Linked DNA regions of Homo sapiens: region 1 is linked to region 2. A link is a contact called in ENCODE Hi-C or POLR2A ChIA-PET data. All regions are on one chromosome and are shown on one strand. Each heading gives the region's core, a stretch centred on a gene start or an enhancer-like site at or near the end of the contact. The rest is flanking DNA. Distances are from core to core; before and after follow the strand shown. Region 1 overlaps GLYATL1-AS1 (GLYATL1 antisense RNA 1). Region 2 holds the start of GLYATL1-AS1 (GLYATL1 antisense RNA 1).

Region 1 (6,111 bases), core at 2,149-4,648, 59 kb before region 2:
TCTTTTGTGCTAATGTACATCATCATATTTGTGTTTGAATTAATGATTTTCTACTGATAAGATTTGAAATGGACAGTGGAACTAATCAACAATATTTCTTGGGGATGCATTTCCACTGATGCCAGCCACAAGGTCAAATCTTAAACCCAACATTTTTCAGTGCCTGTAGGATTTTCTCACTATTATCTGCCGCATGAGCATAAAATGGGATTTCTTTCTGAGAAAGATAACTTTCAAGATGATAACCAATTTGCGACATGTTGCCTTGGTTTCTGTGTTTGGGGACAGTATAACCCATTCTCAACTCACTGGACTGTCCCATCACAAGCCAAGAGACAAGCTGTGCCTCTGGACCCAGCACACCAAATCCTAGAAAATCCTGGATGCAGCGTTCAATATATTTAAAGCTCCTCTCATTTTTCCCAAAGGCCCAGTGTTCATTTACAAGACCTGCATGTGAAACACCTAAGAACATGTTTGAAAAGTTTCCTTCCCTATGAAGAAAAAAAAAATTACCTTTATTCAGCCAATATTATCAAACACTGAAATTCCAATAACACCATTCCTTTCCTTAAGGATCCTACAGCCTAGAGGAGGCAATAGCTGTATTACAACTACCTTTTCTATTCCTGCTTCAAAATGTTTCCAAATAATTGGTGGGGGAACACCGTGTTTTATGGTGTATTTAATAGCAGACAGATAATATGATATGTTATAGGACATCTCAAAATGTCCCGTTAAGTATCCTAAGGAAGAAAATGAACACGTCTTTAAAAGAGTGAGGATATAGACCAGAGAAGCCCTCCACGTGGCTGAATTTACTTGAAAGATGCGTGTATGAAATCATGTGCATTTTGAGTTCTACTCCACAAAATATCTAAATATACAAGATAGTAATTCGTTGAACAGATATTCCAATCAAACATATTTTACAGGAAGATGAGAACAATGCTGATCTTACATCTTCATGTGTCCCAAAGCCTGTCATCACATACCCAGAAACGCAGTTTAAGAAGCTGCAATATAGGAAAAAGAATACTAAATTTTTGGTACTAACCTTTGGGATTCTAATCCTGATTATTTTCTTTTGGAAAAGTTATGTAAGACTCAGTTTTCTTGTTTGTAAAATTATAGTAATATCCTCTGTAAATATGGAAATAGTGAAAGAGAGAAGATCTCCAGGAATTTTTGCCCCTCTCCAGGGAGGAAGACTTTTGAGAAGTTTGTCAGTTTCAGAGTCACTTCATGTTTGCCAGTGGGTGGGTAACAGAACGCTAAGTTTTCTATGGGTGATGCTTTGTTTTTGCTCACTTCCATGCCTAACCTGATCCTGGGCTTGCTTCCTGAAAGATCTCAAGTACGCTTTCCTGCACCCCTCTCCTGTGGATAGCCAAACCTAGAATGGCAAGATATAAAGATATCCATGCGTAGGCTTAGAGGAATCACCTTAGGGCAGGTACTTCATGCCAGACTTCCAGAGTTATACTACTAAATATAATTTAATCCCCATTTATCATTGTTCCCTGTGTATATGTTCCCCTTAACAATCTCATGGGAACACTGGTGGGGCAAAGCAGTATTTGAAGACTGTTAACTTTTCTGGCTAAATCAAACATATCTGTGAATGTGTGTTTAAATTCTATTTATTTTTTCAATTAGTAACAAAATTATTAAGCATAAATGGATTACTAGAGGAAAGCAAATCTCTCTTCTTTCTCTGATCTCCTATTACCCAATTACTTTCTCTAGAAGCAACCACTAATACCAATATATTTTGTACAAGTTTCCCATAAATCTATGCAATTTTAGATATGTACATACATTTGTTTATTTTCACAAATGGTAGCATACTATATACATTGTTCTATCCACCTCATGTTTTTTTACATAGCAAACTATTTTGGAAATATTTTCTAATCTGTCATGTAGAGCTGCTTCATTCTTTGTAATGGCTTCATAGTATTCTAATGTTTTAATGTACCATAATGATTTTTTCTATTTCCCCATTACTGGATGTTTAGGTTGTTTCATAAGTTATGATATCACACATTAAATTTATGAAAATCTTACCATCCAGTTTAGAAATATCATTCATTTATTATGCATAGTCTTTGACTCAACAGTTTTAATTCTGGTAATTCATCTTTCAGAAATATTTATACAACTGTTCAATAATCTATTTATGATGATATTCATTTCAGAAAGTGCCGTAAATTATGTGTACATATTGCAAAAATAAATACATAACTCATATGGAGTACTAAAAGCATACATATCAGTGTCAAAATTATTTACACCTAGCAGGGGAACCCAAGAGGACAGATTTTATTTTTCATTTTGTATGCTTATATACTTTCTATAAGCATGTAGCATTTTGTAAGATATAAATAGTTTCAGTAAACATTTTTTGATGCCACCATGATGTCCATTGCCCTCTCCGAAGGACTCTTGTGAGCTCTAAGTGAAATAATATGCATAAAGACCTTGTCTAATGAAGGCTCTGTTCATGCTCAGCACACAGTTCCTAACGTGACGCCCTTTCTTTACCCATGCAATTTTGTAGCCCATCATAATTTAGTCTCAAATTCTACACTTCCAAGTACAGCCTTTGTGGCAACTCAATAATTCTATCAAGGAATTTGGGAAGTAAAACGTAAAATCTCACTTCTTATCATCACCCATTTTAAATAACCCCATATTGTCATTACTTGCAGTCTTGTGTTTCTTTGGTAATTCCGGTATAAAGAGCATGGTTTTCATGTAATCTACCTGCACTGATTTTGAAGTTGCAACCTTTCTTATTGCTTCATCCAAGCCCTCCTGTCAACCTGGAGAGAGGAGAAAGACAGGTACTGCTTTATACCTTCCATATCAGCTAGGAATAAACCACGCATCTTTTCTTTTAACTCAGACTAGTTAGATTGGATCTGGAAAGTTTGCTCCCAGTTGATAACCTCGGAGCGTGACCTCCTCTAAGTTGTCAGGAGCTTTGGTGAAGATGTGGTAAGAGTTGGTGTAATGATCCCAGTCATTTTTTATCTCCAGATACAACAAATATCATACATAGCCCTACAATTACAAAATACTCTTGCATAGGCCTAGAATACTAGAGATTAACTTGTTTGAAACATTCTGTTTTTCTAAGATAGGTGTAGAAAATGGCCTTGCAGTCGCTCCAAGAATAACTCACTATTTATACACTGAAGATAGTGTCTTTCTTTTAGGGCACTAAAGTGAGCTGCCCTTGAGAGGGTGAGTAAATAGCTCCATTGTCTCGAATGGGAAGTGTAACCAAAATGGTGTATGTTAAGGATTTAAAAGAGAAGGTGCCTAAGGTATGGAAAAAATATAAGAAACAGGTTTGGCAAGGCTCCGGGTTTTTGGCAAGGTGACACCTGAGCTAATCCTAACCCAGGAAGGACTCTGAGGCTGGCTCAGTGATTGGCTCTTGGAGTACATGTGAATAGATAAACTTTTGGAAAGAACTAACATTCCAGAGCCAGATAGTACCTAGAATAGACAGCTTGGTCTGGCTCTACATGTCTGCCTACCCTCTGCTGATGACACTTCCACTTGAGAGTCCTCGCAGGTGAAAACACTTCTTAATCACTTTCAGCCATAGAAGTCTAGGTTGGGATGTAGTCCTATGATCAGAATTTTGATGGAATAGACTGAGTGCTTGGAATCCTAATTTTATTTACACATCCAGGGTTATTGATCACTGGATCTAAGTTCAAGCCTTATCTCACTGCCCTACCCTCTCTCCCAAACAGCCCTTCCAAAACCTGCATACGTCAACAGTGTCAACATTCTTCTCACCACTCCTCAGTTTCAGTTCCCTCATTGCCACACAGAGAATGTCTGGAGAGTGACTGCCCTGGTATTCAGTAACTATTGCTCCTACCTGGTTCTGAGGCTGAGTAATGATGATCTGGTAATCTGTCCAGGCATCTACCATCACCTCCATTTTGAATGGGTTTTTATGTTTTATGTTGAAAATGGTGCTGTATGCCTATAATGCAACAGAACAAAACAGTAGGGGATGAAGTTTTTCTCCAATGTAAAGTCTTATATGAGGCATGGGAAATAAGGACAAGAAGCCTAGGAGGACTTAGGATGGGGCCAGTGCTTCCAAGGTGGTTCATTGGGCTACTCATTGAGAGTTATGTTGCAAAAGGGACCAATAAGCATCCACAAAAATCCATGTTAACACCCGAATCATTAGGAACTGGCTTCCCTTATATTCATTCATTTTTTAAAAATTCATGCCATTTCACATTGTAATTGTGAAATGTGTGAAAAGTTCACATTGTAAATGTGTAGCAGATCTTTAATGGCTTGGTCAACACAAAATATTGGCTACAATCAATTACAGGTGGTAATATATCCTGAAAGATTAAAATTAGAAAAAAAAGGTCCAGAACCATCAGGGCCATTTGGGGCTAAAACCAGGATGGCCACCTCCTCCTCAGCCGAGTGAGTGCTGGAGGAGGGAGCCTGAAACTAGGCTCACTGTGACTCATTTGTGGCACCCATTATTGCCCAACCTGCAGTTCACTATGGTGAAGGAGCAATTCAGACTCACCCTGCAGCATCCCGTCTGGGTCAAACAGTGGCTGCTCCCTAAGGAATAGTTGGGGGCGCTACATAAAGTAGTTTAAAAACTATTGTAAAAAGGACATGTTTCACCAATGTTCTTTCCTTAGATTCTCCAGTGTTTGTAATTCATAAAAATTCCAGCCGATGGGGCATGCTGACCAACTTAAGAGCTGTCAATGCAGTAATTCAACCCCTGGGGGGCTCTCTCAACTGGGTTGCCCTCTCTGGCCATAATCCCCAAAGATTTGCCTTTAATTATAATTCATCTGAAGGATTGCTTTTTTACCGCTCCTCTGGCAAAACAGGATTTTGAAAAATTTGCTTTTACTATACCAGCCATAAATAATAAAGAACCAGCCACCAGGTTTCAGTGGAAAGTGTTGCCTCAGGGAAGGCTTAATAGTCCAACTATTTGTCAGACTTTTGTAGCTCAAGCTCTTCAACCAGTTAGAGACAAATTTTCAGACTATTATATCATTCATTATGTTGATGATATTTTGTGTGCTGCAAAAACCAGAGACAAATTAATTGGCTGTTACACATTTCTGCAAACAGAGGTTTAAAACACAGGGCTGACAATAGCATCTGATAAGATTGAGACCTCTACTCCTTTTCATTATTTCAGAGTGCAGGTAGAGGATAGGAAAATTAAACCACAAAAAATAGAAATAAGAAAAGACACATTAAAAACATTAAATGACTTTCAAAAATTGCTAGGAGATATTAATTGGATTTGGCCAACTCTAGGCATCCCTACTTATGCCATGTCAAATTTGTTCTCTGTCTTGAGAGGGGATCCAGAATTGAATAGTAAAAGAACATTAACTCCAGAGACAACTAAAGAAATTGGATTAGTTGAAGAAAAAATTCAGTGAGCACAAGTAAATAGAATACATCCCTTGGCCCAACTCCAGCTTGATTTTTGCTACTGTGCATTCTCCAACAGCCGTTATCGTTCAAAACGCAGGTCTTGTGGAGTGGTCCTTCCTTCCTCACAGTACAATTAATACTTTTACATTGTACTGGGATCAAATAGCTACATTAATTGGTCAGGCGAGATTACGAATACTAAAATTGTGTGGAAGTGACCCAGAAAAAATCATTCTTTCTTTAATCAAGAAACAGGTTAGAAAAGCCTTTATCAATTCTGCTTCATGGTAGATTGGTCTTGCTAATTTTGTGGAAATTATTGACAATCATTACCCAAAAACAAAAATCTTCCAGTTTTTAAAATTGGCTACTTGGATTTTACCTAAAATTACCAGACATAAACATTTACAGAATGCTCTGATGGTGTTTACTGATGGTTCCAGCCATGGAAAAGCAGCTTACATCAGGCCAAAAGAACGAGTCATTGAAACTCAATATTACTCAGCTCAAAGAGCAGAGTTGGTTGCTGTCATTTCAGTGTTACAAGGTTTTAATCAGCCTATTAACATTGTATCAGATTCTGCATATGTAGTACAGGCTACAAAGGATGGTGAGACAGCCCTAATCAAATATAGTATTGAT
Region 2 (6,179 bases), core at 2,614-5,113:
GCCAAAAATGACCACTTTAGTCTGAAGAATGCCACAGCTGCCACCATGCTGCTTAGGATAAGCAAGGACATGAAGATGGAGTGGGGACGGGTTTATTAGAGAGGCCGCAATAAAAGCATATCCCAGGCAACTTTCCACTTCTTAACTTCTGTCATTTTCAAACTTAAAGGTGTTTTTTATTGTTGTTGGTTTGCTTTTCTTTTTAACAGTTTCTATTTCTGGCCAAAAGACTGCTTTTTGTTTTCCTGCTATGACATATTTATTCTTTGTTCAAAAGTCTTTTCCATGATTTCATATAGGAACTAAGAAGACAGCCATGTGTTTGCTCAACACATTGATCCCCTCTCCACCTAGAACTCTCTTTACTGTTTCTCCCAGGAAGATTCCACCCCTCCTGTTCTGCCAGTTTCCTCATATTTGCCTCATACAATTGCCCTTGTAGGCAGATGAACCCGGGCTAGTTCTACTTTACTATGGACACCAAAGCTTCTGAAATAACATCTGAGTCTTGGGATTTGCATATGAATCTTCCCTTGACACAGCAAACAGTCTTTCCTTTTACCTTCACTAAAGTCATCTACTTGGGAGAATGGAGAGCACTAAAATTCTACAGATTTCAAAAACAAACCTGCTGTGCCTTTCCAGAGTCCTTGGAATGCAAAAGAGAAAATAGGTTAGAAGGGATATTTTCTCCTTCCTTTCTTACCTTGAAGGAGCTCCTATTTTTAAAGGGAATCATTGGGGACAATCCAAAAGAAACTCTTGCAAATCAAGCTTTGCCATGCCATCACGAGAAGGGTAACATGTGTGCCCAGTGGTGAAATTTTTAAATTTTGGTAATGATCTCCAGGGTCACCCCTATGGATAACAAAAATATTTTAAAAACCTATAATGGTGCCAGCCTTTCAGAACCCTGTCTCTTTGCAAGGACCTACCAAGGTCTAGAGATCATAGCACCTCACTAGCAGCCTACAGGCATTCTCCAAAGGTTCCCACCTGCCCCACCCAACATACACACACACATACACACACACACACCCTCCTGCTATCCTTTGGCCCTAGATTTCACCTAACTTTATTCTAAATCTTAATCACCCTGTGCCCCCAAACTCATGTGTTATAGGGCCTTGGTAATCCCTTTCTAAGCATATTCCCTGACTTCTTAAATTCTATTTATGAGACATATATCTAAAGTAAAACTATATTTCAGGCCAGATCAGCACGCTTCTTATTACAATTATAAACACTGAACTTCTTAGTTGCTGGGAAAATATATTGAAAAGGCATTATTATGCTTGTATAGCCATAGATTATCTAGGGAAAAGTATTGAGTGTCTCGAGAATGAGTGAAAATTGTTTCCCCAATATACACCTTTTTTTCTTTTGAAAAGTATATCCTGCGTATATTCAAAAGATAATGTTTTTCAAAAGGGGAAATTGCCTCCACTGTGGACTCTTATTAATTCACTTATCCATCAAGTTCTCTTATTAACTCACTTATACATCATATTCCCTTATTAACTTTTTATTCAATCACTGGTATTTGTTTCTAGTGCTCATAATTGAACACAAATTTGTTTACTATTATATAAAATAAAGTAACAGCTATTCACCGTTTCCTCCTTTACCTCAATAAGTTGACATCTTCCAATAGATTTATTTCCCTGTTTTGCTCCCTCCTCAGATCCAGATGAGTGTGCTAAGTGATACAAAATGCTTTTATTCCTCTACCGTTCAACCCCCTGAGCCCGATGTTTTAGTTCCACGTGTTTTAGTTCCAGGTGTCACAGAATTTCCCTTGCAGTGTGTCTCATCAATTTAAAGAATCCTTCTTTAAAACTTTTCTTACACATTCCCAGAGAGCCTATCATTGTCCATTTAGAGTTAACTCTCTACATAAAATTTGTCAATTTTTTTTTACTCACCACTGTTTCCTCTCCTTATTTTCTGCTCCTATCTGAAATCTCTTTTCCTATTTGATTAAATTGCTTCTTCAGTATTTCCTGCATGTACATATGCTACCGATATAATATCTGAAGACTCTCAAATCCACAAATATCTTTCTTTGACCCTCACAAGAATATAATTTCTGCAGCCTTATACATTGACAAATGTTTGTCTTTTACCCTCAAGTGACTGATTCCCTATGACATCACATTTTAGGATGACCAAATATAATTTTCCACTTTATACATAAGGAAACTGAGGTACAAAGAAACAAGGTAGCCTTGAACTTTCATTCAAGGTCACAAAGCTAGCAAAAAGTGGATGACTAGCGATGAGGTCTTCAGGTTGAGATTAACAAACAACATCACAGGATATAATAGGATTTAACCCAACTTCAACTTCATAAAATGAATGGACATTCCCTGATCTTCCCTCCACTCCCACCCCCACCTCAGGGGATTTCAGGATGCACTGGGCAAAACTGTCTCCCTCCATCCCCAACCGTTTCTCAGGCAGTGACAGGTGTCAAGAACTCCTCGCCGCCCTTCTTGAAGCTTACATTCTGGAGCAGGGAGGCAGAAGCTAAACCAAAAATTAAAACAACTGTGAACATATTCCCTATAAACTCAGATGTAGTATATGAAAACAACACATGATTTGACGACAGAAGATGATGGAGGGAGAAAGAACAACAAATAAATAGGAAAAGAGGCCTCAGATAGGAGCAGGTAAAAAGGAGAGAAAACAGGAAGGGGTCAGGACTGGTTTCCCTCAAAGCCTGTCATTTGACAGAGAGCTGCAGAAAGAAGGAATAGAGCCAAGCACATAACAGGAGGGTAGAGTTGCAGTCTGAAGCACCCAAAATGGTCCACTAGGATGGACAAAGGACATACTTGAACCACCACTTAGATTCATCTTCATCTAAAAAATAAGAAATTAAGTGTGTGTAATATTTAATTATTTAGTACATTAATTACAGTAGAATATATAGAGTTGATGCTCAATTTGTTAAAAAATAGATATCTAAAATTAAACCTCAGAGATTACTCTTGCCTATGACAACGAGCTTCTGAAAGGCAAGGATAGGTCTCACCCATCTCTGTATCTTCAGAATCCATCATATTATGTGGAACATAATAGGTATCAATAGTATGTTGGGGAAAAAAATCGAAACCATGCTGAGCACCGGAATTCTGTGTAAATCTTTTTAAAAAGTCTCTTCTACTTTACATCAGAGTCCCTTTTGTATTTTTAGTATCATCCAGCCCCACGCCTTGCAGATAAGCCCCTAAGAAATGAATGGGTGAATGAATGTGTGGACAGCGGGATGGATCATTGAGTGAGGAGCAGTGATTCGCAGGACCTGCATGCATTGAAATCCTGCCAAAGCAGCCTCTGCAAAATAAAAGACCTTGGGCTTTGGTTTCTGACACAAGTTAAAATTATCCAAGGACTCTCCTTGGGCCACTTAGTTGAGGTTTCCTAATCTGTGAAACAGAAAATGAATTCAATAGAAAGATGATTGAGACAAATTTCTGGAAGGTGCCAAAGCAGGATGCCTGGCATTGAGGGACGCTTCACACCTGTTATCTCTCTCCCTATTCTCTCTTCACCCCTACTCCCGCCCGGCAACTCCCCGCTGTCAGCTCCAGGAATACTTACCTGCTGAGAAAAGGAAAAGCACAACACTGACTTTACCCCGCGACGCTTTTAAAAACTCCAAAACACCCAGCGCGATGGGGAGTAGGTTTCCCTAAAGACAGGTGGAGCAGCCATAGTTAACTTAGAGGAAGGTGAATTGACAAAGAGGGTTGAGCCACTACGAGCGGGAGTTACCTTGGACTAACAGTTGTATCTTCAGCGAGCACAAGTCCTGGAATCTCCCACGCCCATCCCTTTTTTTAGCGCCACAAATGCAGCCTCCTAAGAGAATGGGAAGCTTGGGAGTCAGAGAACAGAAGATTGAGCTACCATTGGCCTTAATGGATGTCAATCTTCACTTGTCTCTTTTTTTTCCTTCCTCGCCTCCTTGCCCCTCCCTATCCCGGTAGGCGCGTTCTCTGGCGCCATCATATGGCAGAATGCGGGACTACACCAAATGCGGAAAGGCACCTTCCCCTTCCCTGAGTATCTGCAAACTCAGGGCTGGGCTTGGTTTTTAAGAGCTCAGCTCCTGTGCCAGGGGCGGTGCTAAAAGGGGCTGCCTGCGCAGATGTCATTCCCACAAGATGCAAGTAAAGAAGCACCGCGGACACCGGGGGAGGGTCACAGAGTGACAGGAGGACTGGTTGACCAGCTGACTGGCCTCACTTCTGACAAATGCAAATTACCCAGCCACAGTCCAACCAAGGGTATCAAAACAGGATCTCTGCAGATGGAGCTCAGTGTTATGTGTTTTGGATGCTCGCAATAAGATTTTCATGCACCATAAACTTTCCTGAGTATCTCAACCAGTTTTGTTGATGCCGGGGTTTGTTCAAAGCTGCAGATTACTGGGCCTCACCCCAGACCTACTCTACTTAAATATAGTGGGGTTCCCATAATCCCCATTTTAAAAAACCTATCCAAGTTAAAGTACAGAGAATCACAAACTGGAAGAACTCCTTAATTTACAAATAAGAAATGGAGACCCCCCCACCAAGAGAGAAAGGAATTTGCCCAAGGTCTCCCTGAAAGAGCCTAAGAAAGCGTGAGGCTCTAAGGTTAAAATCCTACCTGACACCCTTTCCTTTCCCCAACTAGTCCTGTGACCTCTAGCAAACTATCCTGTCCTAATCTGTGAAATGGGAGCAACAGTCACACCTACCCCAACTGGTGACTGCAAATATTAAATGGGGCCACAATGAGTCAACTACCAAGCACCACCCCATTGTAAGTTGAGGTTGAAATGATTCTAGATCGCCCTACCCCCATTCATCTCCCAGTACCATTGTATGACCGTGGAGGTGAAACCATCCAGCCGCCTGTTGGTCCCAAACCATGTTCACCTCCACCCGTGGCTCAGTGACTATTTCTTTTCTTGAAGAGAGAGAGAGGCTCCTTGGAGCCTCTGGAATCTGGAGGGGGATGTTACCTTCCCCCTGTGTGCATTGTCTTCCCAAGATAGGATGGACTACGGGGTCTCCATGTGAAGAGTTAGCTGCCAGGGCATCAAGGATGGCTCCTAAGTGGTTGCTGGAGGCTTAGAGACCCCACTCCAGCTCTCTCTCAAATGGGGGCAGCTTGTTTGCAGCAGTGAGTGAGGTGGGCCCACTACGAACCCACAGGAGGAGAGGAAAAGACCGTCCCATCTAAGCTTTTACATAACCCATTGCAAGCTCCAGAATGTGGTGCCCAGGCCCATATCTATAACCCACCCCCAGAGGCCAGTTCTCCTCAGCCTTTCCTGCCACTTCTGCCATTGTACATCCAGACACTTCCCCTGTTCTCTTCTATCAAACTCCTACTCATCTCTCAGCCATCTAGTCCAAATATTAATCTTTCTCTGTGATATACTCTCAGGGTAGAGGCAGTGGTGCCTTCCTCTGTATTCCCAGAACATGTTGTCTGCAACTCTAAATACAGACATCATCCTACTATTAGGGTTCAAGAGCATCTTTTATGGGTTCATGAAGGAATCACTCTTCGTAAACACTGGCCTTATTCCCTAACTTCACCAGACCTGACCTTAGTGCATGATCCATTCCCACCTCTCCCAACCACATGAGAGGCCTTTTCCTCTTTATGGGTTTGCAAACCACAATATGACCTAACCACCAGTTACTGGCCAAAAGCATTCTTGTCACGTTTATTATAAAATCCAGCCAACAAGATGCTTTGTGCCAAGGGAATGTTCCTTTTCAGGGCAAACACTCTGTCCCCAGGGATGTTAGACAACTTCCATAGCCCCGTATAAGCATTAGCTAGAAATGAGTTTTTCCTAGTGGCCCAACAGATTCCCTGAGCATCCCTACTCTTTCACGGATTCCCATTGCAGTGGGATTGCATCAAACCTCTCAGGGCAAAGCTGCAAAGGGAAAAGCAAAGCTAGAGCTCTACTCTGGACCTATCGCTCTAGACAGTTAGTTTCTCTGTGAGGGTCAGTTTTATACGTAAGGAAGAAATGGAAGATTGCTCCCCAAAACGGCATCAGGTTACTTATCCCAATTGTGTGGTTCAGTTGCTACGCCAGTGATGAGCAAATAAACAGGAAGTAGAAGCACAACTATTCCTAAGCTCAAGAAGCAGGGAAG

The links. Hi-C counts contacts between places; a loop is a spot of excess contacts on that map. ChIA-PET counts read pairs that join two places held with the same protein, here RNA polymerase II (POLR2A). Pooled maps may share reads with other maps.
Region 1: a map of Caco-2 shows a loop between it and region 2 (5-fold over the local background). The contact joins the enhancer-like site here to the promoter of GLYATL1-AS1 in region 2. A Hi-C loop is called at or near these places in 1 of 168 maps with a recorded cell type or tissue (Caco-2), 1 of 37 single-sample maps with no recorded cell type and 2 of 50 pooled maps. POLR2A ChIA-PET finds 5 or more read pairs at or near these places in 2 of 52 experiments (WTC11 and common myeloid progenitor, CD34-positive).

The regions. Positions count from the first base shown.
Region 1 is chr11:58,995,678-59,001,788 of GRCh38, forward strand. All of the region lies in intron 3 of GLYATL1-AS1 (GLYATL1 antisense RNA 1), which reads right to left. It also overlaps the pseudogene LOC100287485. Among named protein-coding and RNA genes, the nearest start is that of GLYATL1, 59 kb to the left of the region's middle. Within about 2 kb of position 3,399, at least 3 of the 41 ENCODE cell types and tissues checked have a DNase peak (open chromatin) inside an H3K27ac peak, as active enhancers do.
Region 2 is chr11:59,054,589-59,060,767 of GRCh38, forward strand. It overlaps GLYATL1-AS1 (GLYATL1 antisense RNA 1), which reads right to left and starts at 3,864. Exons shown (of 6, transcript NR_033853.2): 1 at 3,784-3,864. RefSeq lists enhancers at 3,699-3,768, 3,939-4,198.